Linked DNA regions of Homo sapiens: region 1 is linked to region 2. Evidence: chromatin loops called from intact Hi-C (ENCODE). Cell type or tissue: ovary. All regions are shown on one strand. Each heading gives the region's core, and the rest is flanking DNA. Links, peaks and the distances in the headings are about the cores only. Region 1 has its middle 16 kb from the start of LINC02222. Region 2 has its middle 20 kb from the start of ZNF354B.

Evidence for each region. A loop is a pair of places that touch in the nucleus more often than their neighbours do. Peaks named below come from ENCODE experiments on the same cell type or tissue, not always from the same donor. Only the 100,000 strongest peaks of a DNase experiment are listed, where the experiment ranks them.
Region 1: it touches region 2 in a loop (9-fold over the local background); 3 of 110 quality-filtered maps call a loop at or near these places.

Annotation. Positions count from the first base shown.
Region 1 is chr5:180,662,571-180,673,706 of GRCh38, reverse strand. It overlaps the pseudogene LOC100420514. Among named protein-coding and RNA genes, the nearest start is that of LINC02222, 16 kb to the left of the region's middle. In ovary, for the core only: no CTCF peak of the experiment used is centred there; a DNase peak (open chromatin) is centred at 3,809.
Region 2 is chr5:178,833,105-178,845,994 of GRCh38, reverse strand. It overlaps the pseudogene LOC100129457. Among named protein-coding and RNA genes, the nearest start is that of ZNF354B, 20 kb to the left of the region's middle. RefSeq lists a silencer at 6,333-6,627. In ovary, for the core only: no CTCF peak of the experiment used is centred there; a DNase peak (open chromatin) is centred at 6,419.

The sequences.
Region 1 (11,136 bases), core at 588-8,587, 1.8 Mb before region 2:
GAGGCGCAGTGGTCCCCTCTGCAAGCTGCAGATTCCCCACCCTGGCTCCAACTGACCACAGGGGAAACCGAGCTGGAAGCGACAAAAACGCCTTAAAAACCCGAGTTCCCGCCTCAGGGTATTGATGCCCTTTACTGATCGTAAAGCCGGCGTGGAACTTTGCAGCCTTGGCTCAGAAACGCAGCTGAGTGTCCTGGAGCAGGTGCGACCAGAGGACATTGGCAGGGGAGCAGGGCCTCCTGGTGGTCAGCGCATGCTGGCCTCAGTGACGGGAGAACCTTAAGGCTGGTGACATTCAGCAGCCAAGCAGGCAAATCAGAGGAGGCTCGGGGTGTGCAGGGCTAATGGGCAAACTGGAGCAATGGAATAATGTCTTTCCTCTCAGACAGGGAAACGTTTTAAAAATAGATAACACCAGGCAGGGCGCGATGGCTCACGCCTGTAATCCCAGCACTTTGGGAGGCCGAGGCCAGCGGATCACGAGGTCAGGAGATCGAGACCATCCTGGCCAACATGGTGAAACCCCATCTCTACTAAAAATACAAAAAACTAGCCGGGCGTGGTGGCGGGGGCCTGTAGTCCCAGCTACTCGGGAGGCTGAGGCAGGAGAATGGTGTGAACCCGGGAGGCGGAGCTTGCAGTGAGCCAAGATCACACCACTGCACTCCAGCCTGGGCGACAGGTGTGACTCCCTCTCAAAAAAATAAAAAATAAAAAATAAAATAACACTCAGGGCTGGCGGGGGCACACGGAAACTGGCACTGCCATGAACTGCCAGAGGAGAAAGGAAAGTGGATGCTGGCCCTGGGAGAGTTTTCTTGGTTTGTTTTGTTTTGTTTTTTGGGTTTTTGTTGTTGTTGTTGTTGTTTTTGCAGAGGCAGGGTCTCACTATGTTGCTTAGGTTGGTCTCGAACTCCTATCCTCAAGCAATCCTTGTGCCTTGAGTTCCCAAAGTGCTGGGTTACAGGCGTGAGCCACCAGGCCCGGTCCCTGAGAGCCTTTGGGAACTAGGAATCAAAAGTCTTTCTCTGGGGTGGGGCAGGGGGTGCGGTGTACATGTGCAGGGGTTTCGAAACTTTGTGGCTTGGCCGTGGATCTCATGGCGTGAGAGTCTCACCTCAGTTTCATGGGCGAGATTGGCCCTTGTGGAGTTTGAGTCCAACCCAGAAGAAACAAGGAAGCCTGGGTCTTCTCCAAGTGTTGCAGCAAGCTGGCCTGGGGTCCCCCCAAAGGTAGCCAGAGACAAGCCCAGGATCACCCAGTCTGCAGCAGGGTGCAAAGGTTTGGGGTCCCCCCCAAAGGCAGCCAGAGCCAAGCCCAGGGTCCCCCGAGCATCAGCAAGATCTACACCTGGAGTCCCCTCAAAGACAGCCAGAGTCTAGCTCTGAATCCCCAGAATGTCAGCCAAAGCCAAGTGAGGAGGCACCACGGTGTTCTCAGGGCCAGGGAGAACCAGCCTCCACGTGGGCCCAGAGTACAGAGGAGCTGACCCGGGGGGTGGGGGTGGCATGAGCACCTATACCCGGGCCCAGGATCACCAGAGCCTTACCCCAGTCAGCAGGTGCCGAGTTCAGAGCCGCCACGGCCAGTACGGGAGCTGACACCCAAGGCACCTGGCTCCCTGCCGGGGTCAGCAGGAGCCAAGCAAGCTGCCTCTCCGCTGGGGAGAGGTAACAGGCGGCCATGAGGCAAAGAAATGAAAACATTCTTCAGCTCAGGCTCCAGTATCCAAGAAGTCGAAGGAGGAGGAGGAGGAGTTTCCTGTAATCCAGACGGGAGGCCCAAATTGGGATGGGTGTGGAAGGACCAAAATCTGACTTTTATAACATTTCCATTCGCCCAAAAAGAAAACTCAATGCCCGTTTGCACAGTCAGTCCTCATTCTCACCCACAGGCCCTGGTAACAACAAATGTACTGTCTGTCTCTATAAATTTGTCTTTTCTGGACATTTCTTACAAGTGGACTCTTACAGGCTGGGCGCGGTGGCTCACACCTGTAATCCCAGCACTTTGAGAGGCCTAAGCGGGACGATTGTTTGAGCCCGGGAGTTTGAGACCAACCTGGACATCATAGCAAGAACCCTGTCTATACAAAAACATAAAATAAACAAATTAGTCAGGCATGCTGGTGCACACCTGTAGTCCCAGCTTCCAGGGAGATTGAAGTGGGAGGAAGTTGAGCCGGGGAGGTCGAGGCTGCAGTGAGGCATGATTGTGCCACTACACTCCAGACTGGGCGACAGAGCAAAACTCTGTCTCTAAAAACAAACAAAAAACATAGTACATTCCTTGGAGGGAAGCCAATAGATTGTACAGGAGCAAGAACCTCTTTCTCATTCACCCCTCTATCCTGAGTGCCTGCCATATAGGAGCAAGATAAATAACTACAGAATGAATAAGTAAATAAGTACATGCACGCAGCACTCCACAGAGAGGCTGGCTCGCAGTCAGCATCCGTCCAGCACAACCACCATGACTGGAGCTGCCACCTGCTCTGAAGAGAGGTTCTCTTCTCTGGTACAAGCATCCCACCACAGGTGGGAAAGAAGAAGACTGGCCCTCTAGCCACACCGAGGTCGGCACGGCTTTTCCTGTAACTACGCTCTAATTTCTCCTGGTGTGCTCTTATTTTCTATATGTGTAAATTATGTGAATTTAAAATTGCATGCTAAAGCCGCTCATAAGGCCTCACTTTGTGCACAATTTTTGAAGATAATATGTCTCACTTCAAATTTTTTTAAAAAAATTATTTGGAGGAGTGATCTTAAAGATGACAGGTCTTAGGCGTATAGACACGTGAATTTAAAATTGCATGCTAAAAACCGCTCATAAGGCCTCACTTTGTGCACAATTTTTGAAGATAATGTGTCTCACTTCAAATTTTTTTTTTAAATTACTAGGAGTGATCTTAAAGATGACAGGTCTCAGACGTGTGGACACATGGCACAACATGGCCACACGGTGTCGCCATGGAAGCAGTCAGCAAATTGTTGGCACCGTTCCTTCCTCAGTATCTTCAATCCTGGCAGCTGTGTCCCAGCACCTCACTTCTGCAAGTGCTTTCCGTGGGCACACTGCTTTTTGGCGCTTATCACAGTGAGAGATGGGCATGCTTTAAGTAGCAGCGCCAGTGCCAGAGCTGAGAAACTCAAACAAGTCAATGTCTGAGAATCTGTGAGGTAGAAGACACAAGGTCGTGGAGAAAATGAAAGACGGTCTTCAAGTGGAAAGGTATGACACACACACACACACACACATACACACACACATACACATACACACATATACATACACACACACATACATACACACACACACATACACATACACACATACACATACACACATACACACACATACACACATACACATACACACATACACATACACACATACACATACACACACATACACATACACACACATACACATAGACACATACACACATACACACACATACACATAGACACACACATACACACACATACAATACACATACACACACACATACACGCACACACACACCCCCCTAAGTGAAAGGTTAGTTTTGATAAATGTACATATAGAATTGTGTAGGTTCTTCAGAAACACATTGCTTCAAATAAAATGGAACCATCTTGAACCTTTGGCGCATGGTATCTGACTCTGTCCCCAGAGCCAGGAAGAAGGACTCAAACCTTGTTTCCCACAGAGCCCTGGATGGTTGAGGATGGGCTCCTATCCCCAGGGGGGCCAATTTCAGGAGGAAGGAAGTCAGTCACAGGCGTGCCCTGAGTTGTGGGGATGGAATGAGGTTGGGCCGTGGGGTGCTGTCTGAGTCTTCCTCTTCCTTCATTCAGAGGGGCACCCTGAGCCCGGGCCAGCAGCTGCCCTGACCACAGGGCAGATGGCTCAACTGGCAGGCCCCCAGATTCATTCCTTGTAGCCTGCCTGCCTCCCTTCCTCCCTTCCTTTCTGCTTTCTCTCTTCTTTCTCACTGGAAGGGATTACACTGCCCCTCTAGTTCTGTCACTTGCCTTTTTCACCCAACGATAGCTCGTGGCCATCTCCCCACCTCAGTACCCAAAAACCAACCAAATTTGCTCCACGGCCATCTGAGAGTCCGCTCTGCGTAGTCTATTATGTGACCAAAGCCCTCCTGGGGCTTTTTCCTCTCTCACATCAATGTGGAGGTTTTGACATTTACACACTACAACTCAGAGGCACAGAAGTTCTTTGTCCATCAATGAATGAAATTGCTGTCAACACTATCCCTCATTTCCACAGATAGTGTCAACAAACAAACTTCTGCCTACAGTTTGTTCAGCTGTTTCTAGATTAGATCGCAGCGCCTCCCAGGATAGCACGGGCTCCCTTGGGTCAACGGCTGGAGTGTCAAGGTTCCCCCCACCCTCATTGTCTCCCTGCCTCTCTGAGTGATCCCAGTCTGGACGTTGCACAGGCTCCCCGAAGTTCACTCTCCAGCACCAGGAAGGATTGGGGTCTCCTCTGTCTTTGGCCATTCCAGTGTGGCCGGTCTGACGTTCTGCCAGGTGTGTGCTGTGGGGACTGGCCCAGAGACCCCTTTCCAGCCTGCCCGGCCTGCACTGAGCAGGGCTTTCTCTGGGAGGCCTCCTTGGGCCTATCGCTGTGGCCATTTCCCTTGGCCCTCAAATGTCTGCTGTCCATGGGGCAGGTGCTCCAGCCGTGTGCTGGGTGTGGGGTTCTGTGCAGTGCTCACGTGATAAGCCTCAAACACACAAAGCACTGCCTCCACAGCCTGAGATGTCCTCCGCCCGCTGTCACACGCCTAGTGTCTTCCTGGGCCAAGGCCCAAGTACTGGGGACACAGAGTCCCTCAGACGACCCAGGCCTCATCTGCCTGCTGCTAGGGTCCTGTCTCGTTCTCTTCTTCCTGTGTCCCTATGGCACGCACAACTTTCCCAGGGGAAATGGCTCTTATGCCATAGCTGCTTCCTTTCCCACTTCATGCCTTCATTTTGTAAACTCTGTGGTCTGAGTCCTCCAAGCTTGACTTTTTCGGAGTTCAAAGCAAAAGTATTTCTTTGTCTACCACCAAGCACTTGCAAATCAAAAGTCTTCCAGTTTTCAGGATGTTTGCTCTGCTCTGCATTTCAGAACATTTAATCTGAAATTCACAGTTGAGTCATTCATCCTTTGTGATCCCCCTTCTCTTTCCCACCCTCCAGCAGGCTAACCTGGGCATGCTACATATGGCAGTGGCAATGTCGTAAGATTGTAAAGGGACAAGGTCTTCACATCGTCACTTTTGCTGAATTAAATTAACATGGCTAAGAGGCCGTTTCTTTTTCAAAGGGAGGAGAAATTGACTTCAATTCCTTTTTTTTTCTTTTTTTTTTTTTGAGATAGAGTCTCTCTCTCACCCAGGCTGGAGTGTAGTGGTGCGATCTCAGCTCACTGCAGCCTCCACCTACTGGGTTCACACAATTCTTCTGCCTCAGCCTCCCGTGTAGCTGGGATTACAGGCACCCGCCACCACGCCCAGCTAATTTTTTTGTATTTTTAGTAGAGATGGGGTTTCACCATGTTAGGCAGGATGGTCTCGAACTCCTGACCTTGTGATCCACCCACCTCGGCCTCCCAAAGTGCTGGGATTACAGGCGTGAGCCACCGCGCCCGGCCCCTGACTTCCATCCTTAACAGGAGAAGCTACAAACACACATTGTAAAAGTGCATGAATATAAGGAGAAGTGAGGCATGGTGGCCATCTTTGCCATCTACCACATTAATAGAAGAGAAAAAATAAAATAAAATAAAATAATAAAAAACTTGATGGATCCTTAAACTGTAAGAAAGAAGGAATAAATGAACCACAGAATGATGAAACAAATAGAAAACAAATAGTAATATGGTAGATGTCAACCCAAATATATCAGTAATTACATTAAATGTAAATGGACTAAAGTCAAAGATTGTCAGTCTGTTTTTCTTAAGCCAAGAGACATTTTAAATATAAGCATACAGCTACAGCCAGTTATGCTATAATACTTGTTTTAAATATTAGGGCCAGGCATGGTGGCTCATGCCTATAATCCCAGCACTTAGGGAGGCCAGGGCAGGTGGATCACCTAAGGTCAGGAGTTCAAGACCAGCCTGGCCAACATGGCGAAACCCTGTCTCTACCAAAAATAGAAAAATTAGCTGGGCGTGGTGGTGGGCACCTGCAATTCCAGCTACTTCGGAGGCTGAGGTAGGAGAATCACTTGAACCTGGAAGGCAGAGGTTGCAGTGAGCCAAGATTGCACCATTGCACTCCAGCCTGGGTGACAGAGCAAGACTCCGTCTCAAAAAAAAAAAAAACAAAACAAAACAAACCGTAAAACAAAAATTAGCTGGGCATGATGGCAGGAGCCTGTAATCCCAGCTACTCAGGAGCCTGAGGCAGGGGAATCACTTGAACTTGGGAGGCCGAGGTTGCAGTGAGCCGAGATCGTGCCACTGCACTCCAGCCTGGGTGAAAAGAGCAAAACTCCGTCTCTAAATAAATAAATATTGCCATTTTATTCAATGCACTGACATATTGGAGGGAATTTGAGCATAATGTGACTTTTGCATTTGTTCATACACGATTTCATTTGCAAAACACACCAAGTGCATGCAGAACATTATGCCCAGTCCAGCTGCTCAAGCAACGTAGAAGTGCGCAGAAAGCACACGCGCACACTTCCAGCTGGGTGTGTGACGAGCCACAGCCGTGCACATTTGGCCGGACAAACTTCCACCCCACCCAGTTTCAGACAACCTCCCTTCCACCACCTCACGGTAAACCATAAGCTACAGCCCTTCCAAAACCACTTTAACAAGCAGCCTTGAGGTCTTGTACAGGGTAAAATGCCGCATTGATTGTAGTGTTTATGTAGTTCTTAACTATTTAACCTGCGTAAACTGTGCTGTCAATTTCTTGGCAACAACTTTATTGAGATATAATTCACATACCGTATACTTAATGTGCCTTTCAGTATATTCACAGAGTGCTGCAGCCATCAGCACAACTGAACTCCTGACCCTGTGATCAGGAGAATGTTTCTGCCACTAGAAAGAAACCCCACACTCTTTAGGTAACACTCCCTCATGCTTCCATCCCTCCCCCACCCAAACCAATAAACAACCAGTAATCTACTTTCTACGTCTTTTCCCACTCTGGACATTTCATACAAATGAACTAGTATAATACGTGAGTTTTTTTGAGACTGGCTTTTTTTTTTTTTTTTTTTTTTTGAGACGGAGTCTTGCTGTGTCGCCCAGGCTGGAGTGCAGTGGCGCCATCTCAGCTCACTGCAAGGTCCGCCTCCTGGGTTCAAGCGATTCTCCTGCCTCAACCTCCTGAGTCGCTGGAACTACAGGCGCCCGCCACCACGCCTGGCTACTTTTTTTTTGTATTTTCGTAGAGACAGAGTTTCATCACGTCGCCCAGGTTGGTCTGGAACTTCTGAGCTCAGGTGATTCGCCCACCTCGGCCTCCCAAAGTGCTGGGATCACAGGTGAGAGCCGCCGCGCCCGGCCCTGACTGGCTTCTTTCAATTAGCATGATGTTTTCAAGATTCCTCTGTTATACCTCATTTCTTATCATGTGAGAATATTCCACCGTGTGAATACGCCACGTGGTATTTATCATTCACTAGTTGACGGACATGTGAATTGTTTCCATCTTTGGGTTATTCTCAATAATGCTGCTATAAGCATTTGTGCACACATTTCTGTGTGGACCTACATTTTCATTTCACTTCTCCTGGATCTACGTATGCCTGTGAGGGAAATTGCTGGGTCATATGGTAACTTGATGTTTAACATTTTGAGGAAGTGCCATAATGTTTCTAAAGTGACCATACCACTTACCACTCCCACCAGCAGTAGATGAGAACTCTTTGATTTCTCCACATCTTTGCCAACAACGTTTATTTTCCATTGTTTTGCTTATGCTCATCCTAGTTGGAATAAAGTGGTATCTCGTGGCTTACATTTGCATTTCCTTGGTGGATAATGATGCTGGGCATCTTTTCATGTGCTGATTTGGCCATTTGCACATCTTCTTTGGAGAAATTATTAAGATCCTTTGCCCATGTTTAATTGGGTTATTTGTGGTCTTTTTATTATTGACTTGTAACTGTTCTGTATAGATTCTAGATAAAGTTCCTTATCAAACATTTGATTTGCAAATATTTTCTCTCATTCCATGGTTTTTTAAATGTATAATGTCCTTTGATGCACAAAAATGTCTTAATTTTGATGTCTAACTTATCCGTTTTTTCTTTTCTTGAATATCCTAGCTAAGCTTCCATTGCCAAATGAAGATTTACTACTTGGCTTTCCTCAGAAGTTTATATTTTCATTTTTACATTTAGGCCTTGAGTTAATTTTTGATCCATTTTGAGTTAATTTTTGTCTATAGTGTGAGGTAAAGTTTCAACTTCATTGCTTATGGCTATCCAGCGGTACCAGCACCAGTTGTTGGAGAGGCCATTTCTTCTCGTGGTGAATGGTCTTAGAAGCCTTGTTAAAAATAAAATGACCAAGTAGAGAATTCTGGGAAGATGGAGGAGCAGGAAGCCTGAGAAATCTCTCTCCTCACCTAGACAATAATACTCACAGAATCTGTCTGTTGTAGCTATTTTGGAACTCTGAAGTCCATTGAAGGCCTGCAACTTCCAGGAAGACTCGGATGGTACATTGTGGTTAATTTTGGTCAGTGAGCTCTTAGCATAGTTGCAGCTGCCTGTTCCCCACCTCTCATCCCCACAGCAGGCAACTGTGCACGTTCCTGGAGCAGCTTACAGATCGATGACAGGAGCCAGGGTAGGTATGAGAGACCCTGTCCTCCAGATATTGAGTCTCTGTTCTGATCACTGATTGCTTCATCTGATCACAGAAGTGCAGACAAAGAGGCAGCAACCCTTGTTATTGCACTTTGCACTTTCTCCTTTTTTCTTTTTCTTTTGAGACGGAGGCTCGCTCTGTCGCCCAGGCTGGAGTGCGGTGGCGCGATCTCGGCTCACTGCAACCTCCGCCTCCCGGGTTCACGCCATTCTCCTGCCTCAGCCTCCTGAGTCGCCGGGACTACAGGCGCCCGCCACCACGCCCGGCTACTTTTTTGTATTTTTAGTAGAGACGGGGTTTCACTGTGTTGGCCAGGATGGTCTCGATCTCCTGACCTCGTGATCCGCTGGCCTCGGCCTCCCAAAGTGCTGGGATTACAGGCCTGAGCCACCGCGCCCGGCCACCTTCTCCCATTGTTACAAGCCCCTCCCTTGCTGGTAAAGTGACTTCCAGGGGACTTAAAGGACTGGTGACTTTTTCCCCCTTAATTTCTCTCTATTTCCCCTTCTTGGAGCCAGACAATAAAAAGTAGGACATTCAAAAGCAACTGCATATACAGGGGAAATTAGAAAGCTACCAAGCATGCCCAGGGGAAGGCGTAGTTTCAGAAAAGGCCTGAGAAGACCTTAAGGTTACACCTCAAGCTGGTCCTTAGCTCCAAGACAGTCTACAACAATTCCAAAAAAACAAAAAAGCAAAACACAAACAAATACAAAAGCAAAAAACAGCAAACCCTGGAGAAAGGGGAAATTCTGATTTTCAGAGTCACTAAAGTGTTAGATTCAAATGTCCAGTTTTTGACCAAAAAAAAAAAAACAAAACCAACAAGAGTATACAAAGAAACAGTAAAGTATGGCCCATTCAAAATAAAAAATAGACCAACAGGAACCATCCCTGCAAAAGAGCTGGGAGAGGATCCACTACACAAAGACTTCATACCAACTGTCTAAAATATGTTCAAAGAGGCCAGGCATGGTGGCTCATGCCTGTAATCCCAGCACTTTGGGAGGCCAAGGCAGGTGGATCATGAGGTCATGAGTTCAAGATCAGCCTGGCCAAGATGGTGAAACCCCGTCTCTACTAAAAATACAAAAAATTAGCCGGGCACGGTGGCAGGCACCTGTAATCCCAGCTACTCAGGAGGCTGAGGCAGGAGAATTGCTTGAACTCAGAGGGCAGAGGTTGCAGTGAGCCAAGACCGGGCCACTGCACTCCAGCCTGGGTGACAGAGTGAGACTCTGTCTCAAAAAAATATATATGTGTATGTGTGTGTGTGTGTGTGTGTGTGTGTGTTTTCAAAGAACAAAAAGAATCTGTGGAGAGGCCGGGTGCAGTGGCTCACGCCTGTAATCCCAGCACTTTGGGAGGCTGAGGCGGGTGGATCACCTGAGGTCAGGAGTTCGAGACCAGCCTGACCAACATGGTGAAACCCCATCTCTACTAAAAATACAAAAATTAGCTGGGCGTGGTGGCACACTCGCCTGTAGTCCCAGCTACTCAGGAGGCTGAGGCAGGAGAATCGCTTGAACCTAGGAGGCAGAGGTTGCAGTGAGCCAAGATCGTGCCATTGCACTCCAGCCTGGGGAACAGGGTGAGATTCTGCCTCAAAAAAAAAAAAAATCTGTGGAGAAAGTCAAGAAGATGTAAGAACTAAATGGAGGCCCAGGCGCGGTGGCTCACACTTGTAATCCTAGCACCTTGGGAGGCCAACGCGGGTGGATCACGAGGTCAGAAGATCCCGTCTCTACCAAAAAAATACAAAAAATTAGCTGGCCGTGGTGGCGGGCACCTGTAGTCCCAGCTACTCAGGAGGCTGAGGCAGGAGAATGGCGTGAACCTGGTAGGCGGAGCTTTCAGTGAGTCGAGATTGCGCCACTGCACTCCAGCCTGGGTGACAGAGCGAGACTCTGTCTCAAAAAAAGAAAAAGAACAAAATGGAAATGTCAATAAGGAAATAGAAAACCTAAAAAGAGCCCCCCAGAATTCTGGAACTGAAATGCACAATGACTGAGAAGAAAAATTTACTAGAGACGGTTTTCACTATGTTGACCAGGCTGGTCTTGAACTTCTGACCTCAGGTGATCCACTTGCTTCGGCCTCCCAAAGTGCTGGGATTACAGGCATGAGCTACCGTGCCCGGCCTACATTTTTTTTTTTTTTTTTTTTTGAGACAGAGTCTCTCTGTCACCCAGGCTGGAGTGCAGTGGCACAAACTTGGCTCACTGCAACCTCCACCTCCCAGGTTCAAGAGATTCTCTTGCCTCAGCCTCCCAGGTAGCTGGGACTACAAGCGCCCAACAC
Region 2 (12,890 bases), core at 1,997-9,996:
CTAGTCTCTCATTCAGTTAGTGAGAGAGAATGTTGAAATGCCAGCTATAATCGTGGATTTGTCTATTTTTCTTCTCAGTTCTTTCAGGTTTTGCCTCAAGTACTTTGAAGCTCTGTGTATGAAGGTGTGTACACATTTAGGATTATTAAGTCTTCTTGGAGAATTGATCACCTTTTCACTTGTAATGGCTCTCTTTATCCCTGATTATTTTCCTTGTTCTGAAGTCTAATTTGTTGGAAGTAAATACAGTGACATTAACTTTTTGGTTGGGTTTGTATGTACAGGGGAGTAAACGATAATTCCCCCTTTACCCTTCTGGTTCCTAGCTGGGATCCCTGTAAACAAAAGACAAATTAACAAGAAAAAAACAGAAGTTTAATAACATGTATACCTCTTATATACATGGGATATCCAGGGAATGAGTAATTCTCAAAGAGGTGGTCTAGGACCCCAGCTTATTTATATAGATTCTTCTTTTTCTTTCTTTTTTTTTTTTTTTTTTGAGATAAAGTCTCTCTGTCGCCTCGCTCAAGTGATCTGCCTGCCTCAGCCTGGCCCATGGTGTGAGCCACTATGTACCATATATAGATTTTTTTTTTTTTTTTTGAGATAGGACCTTCCTCTGTTGCCCAGGCTGGTCTTGAACTCCTGGCCTCAATCGATCCTCCCGCCCTGGCCTCCTAAAGTGCTGGGATTCTTCAATCAGCTAGGCCTAGATTCTTCAACTAAAACAAAGAAAAAAGGGTGTGACGGAGGCAAGTTATGGGGCCCTAGTGGAAGATAGAGGCTGGTTAGTCAAACGTGTTATGCAAATTCCTCTGGTTCCATCTCCAGGCTGGTAAGGGTCTACAGTCATCTCCAGTGACCAACCTTTGTCCTTCTTGGTATAGAGGGGAAGGACATCTTTGTAAATTTATGTCTTGCTTTCTGGCAGATGGGGGGAGGGGAGAGAGCTTTTCTTTTACTCATTTCTTCTCAATTGCCTTCAGCTGACAATAATCCTTATGTCAAAGCAGCCTATTTTGGGGGGGCATGTTCTGCCACCCTTCGCATGGTGACTGCAACCATGAATGTAATGGCTTTTCTGAGTTCTCTGGGTCCTCGTACTGGATCACTGAACACCCTCTTACCCAGGCTGGAGTGCAATGGTGCGATCTCGGCTCACTGCAACCTCCGCCTCCCTGATTCAAGCAATTCCTCTGCCTCAGCCTCCCGAGTAGCTGGGATTACAGGCACATGCCACCATGCCCAGCTAATTTTTTGTATCTTTAGTAGAGACGGGATGTCACCATGTTGGCCAGGCTGGTTTTGAACTCCTGACCCTATATTTTATTCTAAGAGTTATATAGTTTTAAATCACTTATATTTAGGTAACTGATCTACTTTGAGTTAATTGTTGTATGTACTATTAGGTAGGGTCCTAATTTTCTTCTCTGAATATGTTTTAAGATCGGGTTGACAGGATATGATGGATTGAATGTATATGTGTGAGAGAAGGATTCAGGGATGTCTCCATGGTGTTCGAGCACTGGGAGGATGTGATTGACTGATAGGGAAGATAACGAGCTCAGTTTGAATCTTCTGAGATGAAGATCATTGCTATCAGGAGACATTTAGCTATGAGTCTGGGGTTCTGTGTAAAAGGCTGGGCTGCAGAGTAGGGAGTACTAAGTGTACAAACAGTAAGTAAAGCCATGACACAGGGTGAAGTCACTATAAAGCTGAGAGTGAGGAGGAGAAACCAAAGGAAAAAAATTAACAGTTTAAATATAAAGACTTTGAGAACTCTAGCATTAGGAAGTCACAATCTAGGGGAGAAAGAGTGACCAGTGAGGCAGGAGAGGAATCAGGAGGGTGTGATGTCTTGGAAGGCAAGTGCAGGAGTGTTTCAAAGGGAGGGAGGGATCATCTGTGCCACATGATATGGAAGGATCAACTCAGATGAGGACTGAGAATTCACCATTGGATTTAGCAACGTGGGAGCAACTGGTGTTTTAGATTAAAACTCTTGGGGACAAGGATCAGAAGTTTGATTTGAGTGTGTTCAACAGTCAGGTGGTGGAGGGATGCTGGATACACACTGAGATTTTTGTAAAAGAAAAAGAAGATATTGGGTGGTAGTTGATGAGAAAAGTGGGTAAACTGAGGCTATTTTTTAAAAAGATGGGAGTTAATGTTTGTATAATGAAGTGAAAGAATCCAGTGGGAAGTGAAAGAGCGATGGTGCAGAAGAGAGGAGACAGTTGCTGCGACGGTATCATAGAGTAGGCTAGAAAAACGAGGTCACTGAAGACTCGGAAACCTGCTTTTTTACACGTCCCACAGATGGTTTTATGTACCAGCATTTTGGAACCACTTATAAACCAAAAACAAAAGTCTAAGGCCCCTCAACCATCTTAAGACCCCTCAGCCAGGGCTCTTAAAATGTAACCTGAGAGACTGGTTCAGGCCATCTTGGGGAGTGGGAGTCAGACATGCCTCTACACCCCTCCAGCATTAACATCAACACAGACATTAAGTCTGGTAAGAAATATTTTGCAACCTATTCTCTCTGAAGCCTGCTAGCTGAAAGCTTCATCTGCATGGTAAACCTTTGGTCTCCACAACCTCTCATCTTAACCCAGACATTTCTTTCTGTTTGATCCCAGGTCTTTAGACAAACTCAACCAATTGTTAACCTCCGCCTCCTGGATTCAAGTGATTCTCCTGCCTCAGCCTCCCGAGTGGGTGGGATTACAGGCTCCTGCCAACACGCCTGGCTATTTTTTTGTATTTTTTTTTAGGAGAGAAGGAGTTTCACTATGTTGGCCAGGCTGTTCTCAAACTCCTGACCTCGTGATCCACTCACCTTGGCCTCCCAAAGTGCTGGGATTACAGGCGTGAGCCACCGCGCCCAGCCTATCCCAGGAATTTAAATATTTATTTACTCCAACCATTTTCTTACATTTCTAATTATCTTATAAATATTTACACCTATGGATTCCATATGCTTATTATTATTGTATAGATAGACACAATTTATTTTCTGAAAATTACTACTACTAGTACCAGCAGAATGTGGTAGATGCATAGATGTGCTGCCTGGACCCTCCTTGGGGAGGACTTGCTGTCCAGTTGTGGGAGTTTGTTTAGAGCCTGGCTGGCTGCTTCAGGGTATGCCTGAGCCAAAGAGAGCACCCCCAGCGTTCAGGGCCTTCCCTGGGGAGCCCCCTCAGGTGCCTGAGGCCTGGGTATAAAGATCTGGCCATCTCTTCTTGGCCCAGCCAACTCTGAGGGGGCGATGCTTGTTCTGGCATCCTGGCTGGCTGGCAGAGGTTTTGCTGAGCCTGCAACGGTTTTGACTTCTGCCCAAGCCTGTTTCTGCTTGCTTTTTTCATGGGTTTATCCCTAGTAGGGTCCCTTGTACGCCTCAGGCCCTCCACTGCCTGCTCTGGATCACCTGGCCTACGACACAGAGTGCACATATTATTTCAAACCCTCATTTTACTTAATTTACCAATATTTTGTAAAGCCATTTCAATGACAAAATAGTCGTTTTACTACTTGAATAAGGATCTTAATGTGTTTAAACAGTTGCGTATTTTCTTAATTTTGCTACGATAACGAATGTTTCTGTTTAATTCTTTTTTACTACTCCTTTTTACACTTTATACAGAATCACAAGTCTTTTTCTGGGGTTGGGGGGTGGCAGTGTACGTGTGCAGGGGTTTGGAAACTTTGTGGCTTGGCCATGGATCTCATGGCCTGAGAGCCTCCTTAGTTTCACGGATGAGATTGGCCCTTGTGGAGTTCGAGTCCAACCCAGAACAAGGAACCCTGGGTCTCCTCCAAGTGCTGCAGCAAGCTGGCCTGGGGTCCCCCAAAAGGCAACCAGAGTCACGCCCAGGATCACCCAGTCTGCAGCAGGGTGCAAAGGTTTGGGGGTCCCCCACAAAGGCAGCCAGAGCCAAGCCCAGGGTCCCCCCAGCATCAGCAAGATCTACACCTTATACTATAAGACTCTGTATATACTTTATACAGTCTTACAAATAAATTCCTACAAGTGGAATAGCTAGATCGAAGTGTATGCATTTGGAGAAAGACTTTTTTTTTTGACACATGACACATTTTGCTTGTTTACTATGTTTTCTCTCCATCAGAATGAAAGCTCATTGAGGGGAGGGACTTTGGTCTATTGTCTGTATTCCCTGGTGACTCGAATTGTACCTGTATGCAACAGACACTCAATAAATATTTTCTTTGTAGACTGGGTAGACATGAGTTAGATCTTTGATGCTTCTGAGGAGTCTGGTTTGGGCAAGAGGGTGCTAGGGAGAAACTGCTCCCTGCAATCTCCCCATTTTCATCTTTCAGTGTTGAAAAGTGGGGAGGAGGTGGATTCAGTTTGCTCGAAGACAGAGCCAGTGGGGCGCAGAGGTGCTCAGAGCAGCCTTTGGGAAAGTGTAGGGGAAGCTGGATTCCTGACTGCCAGCCTTTGGGCCTGGGTTGGACCTAGGACCCTGAGACAGGACATACAACATCTGTGGGAGTCACCTGCTAGTCGCCAGCTCACTGAGGAACCGAAGAATATACTGTTCTTGGTCTGAAGGCACTTGGAGAAGGAGAGGAAGAAGGGAGGGGGCTGAATCTCTTCTCACCCCCATCTCTGCCAGATCCCAGACCCCCCTGGGCCTCTGTCCCACACAGACCAGCCTAAAAGACGTCAAAGGCCCAGGAGCCCTGGCCAGGGTGGGGGTCACCATTTTGCAGCCATAGGTTTGGAGTGCTGACTCCAGCAGAGGCATCTGGCCAGTGGCTTGAGGTGCTGTGTCTGACATGGTTGCTGGCCATAGAGGGCCTCGGGGCCGTCCTGAGCTCAGACCTTGCCTGCTGGCTGCTGGGATGGCTGCTTCTGCAGCAGGGGCAGGGTGTCCCGCTTCTCAGTGGAGCACAGCTGCTGTGTCCTCACCAGCTTGAGCTTGGTGGGGCTTTGGATCACTTGGACAATCTCTGCCTTCCACTCGTTCTATAGGTGATGTTTCAGGTTCTTGGGCCCAGCGCTGTTTCTTCTCCTGGCAGTGCCTTTCCTTCTCCTCCTCCAGGTTAGGGGCAGAATCCTTGGCAAGCTTCCTTTCCTGCTGTTCCTTCATCTTCCACTGCCAGGATGTGTGCAGGGGCTTGTCCTGAACCATCTGGGATAACTTTTTCTTGCAGTAGTCCTTCCACATCCTCCCGCAATGTGGGCTTCCCCTTCTGGATTATAGGAAACTCCTCCTCCTCCTCCTTCGACTTCTTGGATACTGGAGCCTGGACTGAAGAACCTTTTTCCTTCTTTGCCCCATGGCCGCCTGTTACCTCTCCCCAGCTAGAGGCAGCTTGCTTGGCTCCTGCTGACCCCAGCAGGGAGCCAGGTGCCTTGGGTGTCAGCTCCCGTACTGGCCGTGACGGCTCTGAACTCGGCACCTGCTGACTGGGGTAAGGCTCTGGTGATCCTGGGCCCGGGTATAGGTGCTCATGCCACCCCCACCCCCCGAGTCAGCTCCTCTGGACTCTGGGCCCACTCGGAGGCTGGTTCTCCCTGGCCCTGAGAACACCGTGGTGCCTCCTCACTTGGCTTTGGCTGACATTGTGGGGATTTGGAGCTAGACTCTGGCTGTCTTTGAGGTGACTCCAGGTGTAGATCTTGCTGATGCTCGGGGGACCCTGGGCTTGGCTCTGGCTGCCTTTGTGGGGGACCCCCAAACCTTTGCACCCTGCTGCAGACTGGGTGATCCTGGGCTTGTCTCTGGCTACCTTTGGGGGGACCCCAGGCCAGCTTGCTGCAACACTTGGAGAAGACCCAGGCTTCCTTGTTTCTTCTGGGTTGGACTCAAACTCCACAAGGGCCAATCTCGCCCATGAAACTGAGGTGAGACTCTCACGCCATGAGATCCACGGCCAAGCCACAAAGTTTCGAAACCCCTGCACACGTACACCGCACCCCCTGCCCCACCCCAGAGAAAGACTTTTGATTCCTAGTTCCCAAAGGCTCTCAGGGACCGGGCCTGGTGGCTCATGCCTGTAACCCAGCACTTTGGGAACTCAAGGCTCGAGGATTACTTGAGGATAGGAGTTCGAGACCAACCTAAGCAACATAGTGAGACCCTGCCTCTGCAAAAAAACAAACTACCCCTCAAAAACAAAACAAAACAAACCAAGAAACCTCTCCCAGGGCCAGCACCCACTTTCCTTTCTCCTCTGGCAGTGTATGGCAGTGCCAGTTTCCGTGTGCCCCCGCCAGCCCTGAGCATTATCTATTTTTAAAACGTTTCCCTATCTGAGAGGAAAGACATTATTCCATTGCTCTAGTTTGCCCATTAGCCCTGCACACCCCCAGCCACCTCTGTGATTTGCCTGCTTGGGTACTGAATGTCACCAGCCTTAAGGTTCTCCCGTCACTGAGGCCAGCATGCACTGACCACCAGGAGGCACTGCTCCCCTGCCAATGTCCTCTGGTCGCACCTGCTCCAGGACACTCAGCAGCTGCGTTTCTGAGCCAAGGCTGCAGAGTTCCACACTGGCTTTACAATCAGTAAAGGGCATCAATACCCTGAGGCGGGGACTCAGGTTTCTAGGATGTTGTTGTCGCCTCCAGCTCGATTTCAACTATGGTCAGTTGGAGCCAGGGTGGGGAATCTGCAGCTTGCAGAGGGGACTACTGCGCCTCCTGCCTGAGGCAGGCTGGAGGGTGGAGGCGGGCTGGGGGGGTCGTTGTCCTCGCAGCGTTTAAGGCGAGTCTGGGACAGGACCCCACCACCCCCTCCAGATCTGTGGCATCCTCCAGGACTCCAGCGCAGGACGCGCTCCAGGAGCCTTGCTACTTCAGGGCCTCCAGTGGGCGCAGTCGCGGTGCCCGCCCGGCTCCTTTATCAGAAAGGGCGTCTGTGGGATGTGGAGCCGGGAGGCTCCTGGATCACGTCATCTCTTGCTCCTCACAGATATGCAAGGGAAAATGGAGGCTCCCAGGGCCCGGTTAACTCGCTCTCTTGACAAAGAACGTCCTGGACCGGACTCCAGCCAGGCCCCTCTGAGCCCCGTTCTCCACCAGGCCCCACCCAGCCTTGGCCTATGGAGACTTCAGCAAACACTAACAGTTACCAGCGCTGGAGGCCACACCCCTCAGATAACGCGGGCGCCCCTTAGTTGCCTGCCTGAGAAAACTGGATGCTGCCAAAGGGATGTAGTTTGTTCTGGCTGGCACCTGGGACAAGGCCTCTGTCTCCCGTCCCTCTGGGAGGATGACAGTTTCCAGACCGGGAGCAGCACTGGGGCCAACAGCACTCAACCAACCCTTTGCAATTTGTCACCTTCCTGACTCTACTGAGCGCCCCCCAACCCCTTCCTTATTCCCTCATTCTCCCTTTGAAACTCAAAGTCACCTCTACAAATCCAAGTTCAGTCCAGCTCAGGCTGGATTCTTCCCCAGTGCAACAGTTGGTACTGATGAAAATCTTCCCTTACCCCTGTAATTGGAGACTGATTTTGTTTCTCTTTGACATGTGGCATACTGAGTGGTAGAGTCAGGATCCAACCCACTTCTGCCTGAACAACGCCCCTCTCCCTCTTTCAGACCATCCTCCAGCTTCTACTTGATCCCCCCCTTCAACCTGTAAATCTCAGTCACCAACTAGAATTGCTAGCCACCAGCTGGAATCGCTAGCCACCAGCTGGAATCGCTAGCCACCAGCTGGAATCGCTAGCCACCAGCTGGAATCGCTAGCCACCGACTGGAATCGCTAGTCACCGACTAGAATCACTGCACCAGTTACTTAGAGCAACAACAACAACTTACTGGAAAAAGATTTATTTTTTTGTTGTATTTTGTGCTTTTTCTGCCATGTTTTGCCCAGGCTTTGTTTGCCCATCCTCTGATCCTCTATTAGGATATTAAAAAAATTAATATGCCTTTTTTGAACAGTTTTAAGTTTATAGAAAAATTGAGCTGAAAGTACAGTTTCCACATACCCTTCCCCTCACGGTTTTCTCTTTATGAACATCTTTCTAAGTATGGTACATATTCAAATTACTGAGCCAATATCAGTACATTATCATTCACCAAAGTCCATCTTTTATGTTAGGGTTTACTCCTTGGGTTGTACGTTTCATGGATTTTGACAGATGCATGATGACGTGTATCCACGATTACAGTCATACAGGATGTTTCACTACCCTAAAAATTCTTTATGCTGCCTAGTTTTGCCTTTTCCAGGATGTCATGTTTGGAGTGATTCAAGTGATTCTTCTGCCTCAGCCTCCCGAGTAGCTGGGATTACAGGCACCCACCACCATGGCCAGCTAACTTTATACATATATATGTGTGTGTGTGTGTGTGTGTGTGTTTAATATATATTTTTAGACAGAGTTTCACTTTTGTCACCCAGCTGGAGTGCAAAGGCATGATCTCGGCTGACTGTAACCTCCACCTCCCAGGTTCAAGTGATTCTCCTTCCCTAGCCTCCTGAGTAGCTGGGATTATAGGTGCTCACCACCACACCGGGCTAATTTTTGTATTTTTAGTAGAGATGGGGTTTCATCATGTTTGCCAGGCTGGTCTTGAACTCCTGACCTCAGGTGATCCACCTGCCTTGGCCTCCCAAAGTGCTGGGATTACAGGCATGAGCCACCATGCCTAGCCAACTTTTTGTATTTTTAGTAGAGATGGGGTTTCACCATGTTGCCCAGGCTGGTGTCAAACTTCTGACCTCAAGTGATCTGCCCACCTCAACCTCCCAGAGTGCTGGGACGACAGGTGTGAGCCACTTTGCCCGGCCCAGCAATTGACTCTGTCGCCCAGGCTGGAGTTCAGTGGCGTGATCTCAGCTCACTGCAACCTCCACCTCCCGGGTTCAAGCGATTCTCCTGCCTCAGCTTCCTGGGTAGCCGGCGGCCTTGCTTCTCACTGGCCACTGTAAAATGCAGTTCGGTCAGAAATATAAACTGCTCCTGACTGGTTCTATTCTTTCCACATGTTCCATATCTTTTCCTGGTCCTGTTTTTGTAGTTTCTGTTTGTTTTACTATATATGGTCATTACTAATCTTTTCTTTTTGCAATTATAACAAACTTCTGTAGGTGGTAAAGTATGCAGTAGGATGTGAGCTCAGTCTTTACTGAATAAGAAGAGGAAGGAAACATTAGCCAGGTGTGGTGGTGCACGCCTGTAATCCGTAATCTTAGCTATTTGGGAGTGGTGCCGAGATTGCACCACCGCATTCCAGCCTGGGTGACAGAGAGAGACTCCTTCTCAGAAAAAAGAAAAAAAAATATATATATATACACACACATGCACATATATATGTGTGTATATACATATACATACACACACTTATATGTATGTATATATAAATCTTCATGACCTTGGATTTTGCAATGTATTCTTAGATACCACATCCAAAGCAAGAGTAACACAAGAAAAAATAAGTTGGACTTCATCAAAATTAAAAACTTTTTTGCATCAAAGGACATTATCAAGAAAGGTAAAAGACAAGTACTACAGTCTGAAGGGTTATGTTTCTCCAAAATTGCTGAAATCTTCACCCCCAATGTGATAGTATTCAGAGGTGGTGTTTTGGGAAGGAGATTAAGTCATGATGGCTCTGCACTTACGAATGAGATTAGTTCCCTTATAGAATAGGACCCAAAGAGCTTCCTTGCCCCTTCTGCCATGCAAGGTTACAGTGAAAACACAGCCATCTATGATGGAGCAGGCCCTCCCCAGACACTGAATCTGCAAGTGCTTTGATCTTGGACTTCCCAACCTCTAGAACTGTGAGAAATAAATTCCTGTTGTTTATAAACCACCCAATCTATGGGTTTTATTATAGTAGTCCAGACAGACTAAAACAACCACCTAAGCACGAGAAAAAATATTTGTCAAGCCATGTATCTGATGATAATCTAGTATCCAGAATATACAAAGAATACTTATGACTCAAAAACTAAAAGGCAAACAACAAATTAAAAAATGGGCAAATAATTTGAATAGATATTTCTCCAAACAAGGTATACAAGCTATATATGTGTATGTGCATAAATATAAGTATATATATATATGTATATGTGTACATAGATATATGTAGTATACAGCATCACTAGTCATTACGGAAATACAAATCAAACAACAACAAGGTACTATTTCACACCTACTAGGATACAATCAAAATAAATGTAAAATAACAAGTGATAAATATGCGGAGAAACAAATCCTTTTACATTGCTAGTGAGAATGCAAAATGGTTCGGATGCTTATTCTCTTCTTTCTTTTAAGAATGTGTTCTTTACCATTCTATTCAATGGCTTACATATCTGCATATTTTCTTGGGCTGTCTACATGATATACAAATATTTGGACACAGACAGAAAAATAAATCGCTCATCTAAAAGCTTTTCAATCTGACACATAAATTTAGTTTATTTGAAAACGGAATGTTCAAGTGTTACAACTTTTACTATGGTTCACGTTTGTTAATATTTGCTAATATCCTAAAAACAAAAACAAAACCCCCAAAATAATTTGATTTTATAATGTAAACATCTGATGTCTGAATTAATCAATAAAATATTTTTTGTGTTTTAAATAATTGTATTCTATTGTATTTTGGTGCTGCGTAATTTCATAATAAATACTAGCCGATGCTCGTCAGAGGTAAACTAGTGAATTATCATCCCGTTAAGATAAACTTTGTTTCTGCTAAGAAACATCTTAATTTAAATTAGGAATTTAATGTAGGAATTTACTAAATCAAGTACTAAGATTTTATTTCTCTTACTCAATGGAGAATATATGTAAAATTCAAATACATTCAATTACTCAATTTATTCTTTACTATCATGAGAATATAGACAGCATATTTTACACAGAGCATAACAAAGCTTTACCTTCATTGAATTACAAGTAAAATATATGTATATGTAAATAAACATATATAATTTAGATATTAAATGACAGAATTCACTTATTTACCTGTGCGAGATGGAATGTGATTCTAGCAATCATTCCAGGTACAATAACTGGTTGAAAATGGGACATGGGCTGGGCGCCATGGGTCACGCCTGTAATCCCAGCACTTTGGGAGGCTGAGGCGGGTGGATCATGATGTCAGGAGTTCAGGACCAGCCTGGCCAAGATGGTGAAATCCTGTCTCTACTAAAAATACAAAAATTAGCCGGGCATGGTGGCGGGTGCCTGTAATCCCAGCTACTCGGGAGGCTGAGGCAGGAGAATCACTTGAACCCAGGAGGCAGAGATTGCAGTGAGCCAAGCGCTACTGCACTCTAGCCTGGGCGACAGAGTGAGACTCCGTCTCAAAAAAAAAAGAAAAGAAAATGGGACATGAAGTAAATTGATATGATTAAAAGAAACTACATCAAGTGAATTCACTATAATGTCTCCAAGCAAGGCAAGACCACCCTCTTGAGATAAGGAATGAGAGGCTACTTATTTTGACCAAGTTAGCTCAATGATTTGGGGAACCAAGGACTACATGGATACTCATTTTGTTCCCCCACCCACCCCCGCCACCACCAAAAAAATACTTGAGAACCCATTATTTCCCAATTCATGCTTCTACTTTCACATAAAAGTTGATACTCCAAAATCAACTTAAATTTTATTAACCAAATACAATCTTCCTAAAGACAAAGAGAAACATTTCACAAGAGTTAAGCCAACAGAAAGATAGGGAATATGAAACAACAAAGAACATCAATAAACCAAAATTAAATGTTTGGAAAGATAACAAAATTGGCAAATGTTTATTTAGGCTAAACAAGAAAAAAAAAGAAGAGAATCAAATTACTAAAATCATCAATAAAAAAGAACACCATCACTGCCAGTATTACAAAACAAAAATGATTAAAAGAGAATGCAATGAAAATCTTATGCCAAAAAAATTAAGATAGCCTAGATAGAATGGATGAAGTCCTAGAAAGAGACAAACTAAAATAGAGTAAAAGAGAAATAGAAAATATAAATAGATCTACAGAAGGTTAAAAGATCAGATAGTAATTTTAAAAACTTACAATAAAAATCCTATCTCAGGGAGCTTCCCAGGTGAATTCTATCAAACACTCTGAGAAATTAATATCAATTGTTCACCAACTGTTGCAGAAAATAAAAGGGGAGAGAACACCTCCCAATTCATTTTATAAAGCCAGGATTACTCTGACACCAAAACAATATCACAAAACAATGTAGACCAGTATCTTTCATTGTTTTATAAAATCAAACATATTCAACAAAACACTGCCAAATGAACTCCAGCAACATATAGATAATGCACTACATGCAAATGTGTTTTACCCCAGGAATGCACCATTAATATTTGAAAAATCAATGGATGCAAACACCTCATTAATAGAATAAAAAACAAATATATGAGCATCTCAACAGAAATAAAGCATTTGAGAAAAACCGTATTTTTTGCAAACCTTCTCTCCCTCCCGCTCACCCCCCATTACTCTCTCATCACTCTTTTTCCATCTACCCAAAAACGTTTTCCCCACTGTCTTTCTGCAAAACCTTCTCTCCCTCTTGTTCACCACCCGTTTTTCCCCCTCCACGTACCCCCCCCCCAATTGTTTTTCCCACCATTTTTCCTGACCGTCTTTTTGCAATGCCTTCTCCTGCTCGCCATCCTCTTTTCCCTTTGGCACTAAGCACTCTCTGTACCCCTCCATCTATCCCAAAACTATTTTCCCCTTCCTACCGCTCCAGCTTCACTGCAGTCTCTGCCGCCATCAACCACAGCGAAGCGAGCCGCGGTGCCAAAAGCTATAAGCCTCAAGCATGCGGTGGTGGCTATCCCTGGTCCTGGTCCTCTAAGCTGGGCACAGAGAAGCTCGCTGAGCAGACACAGCCTGGAATGGCCTGAC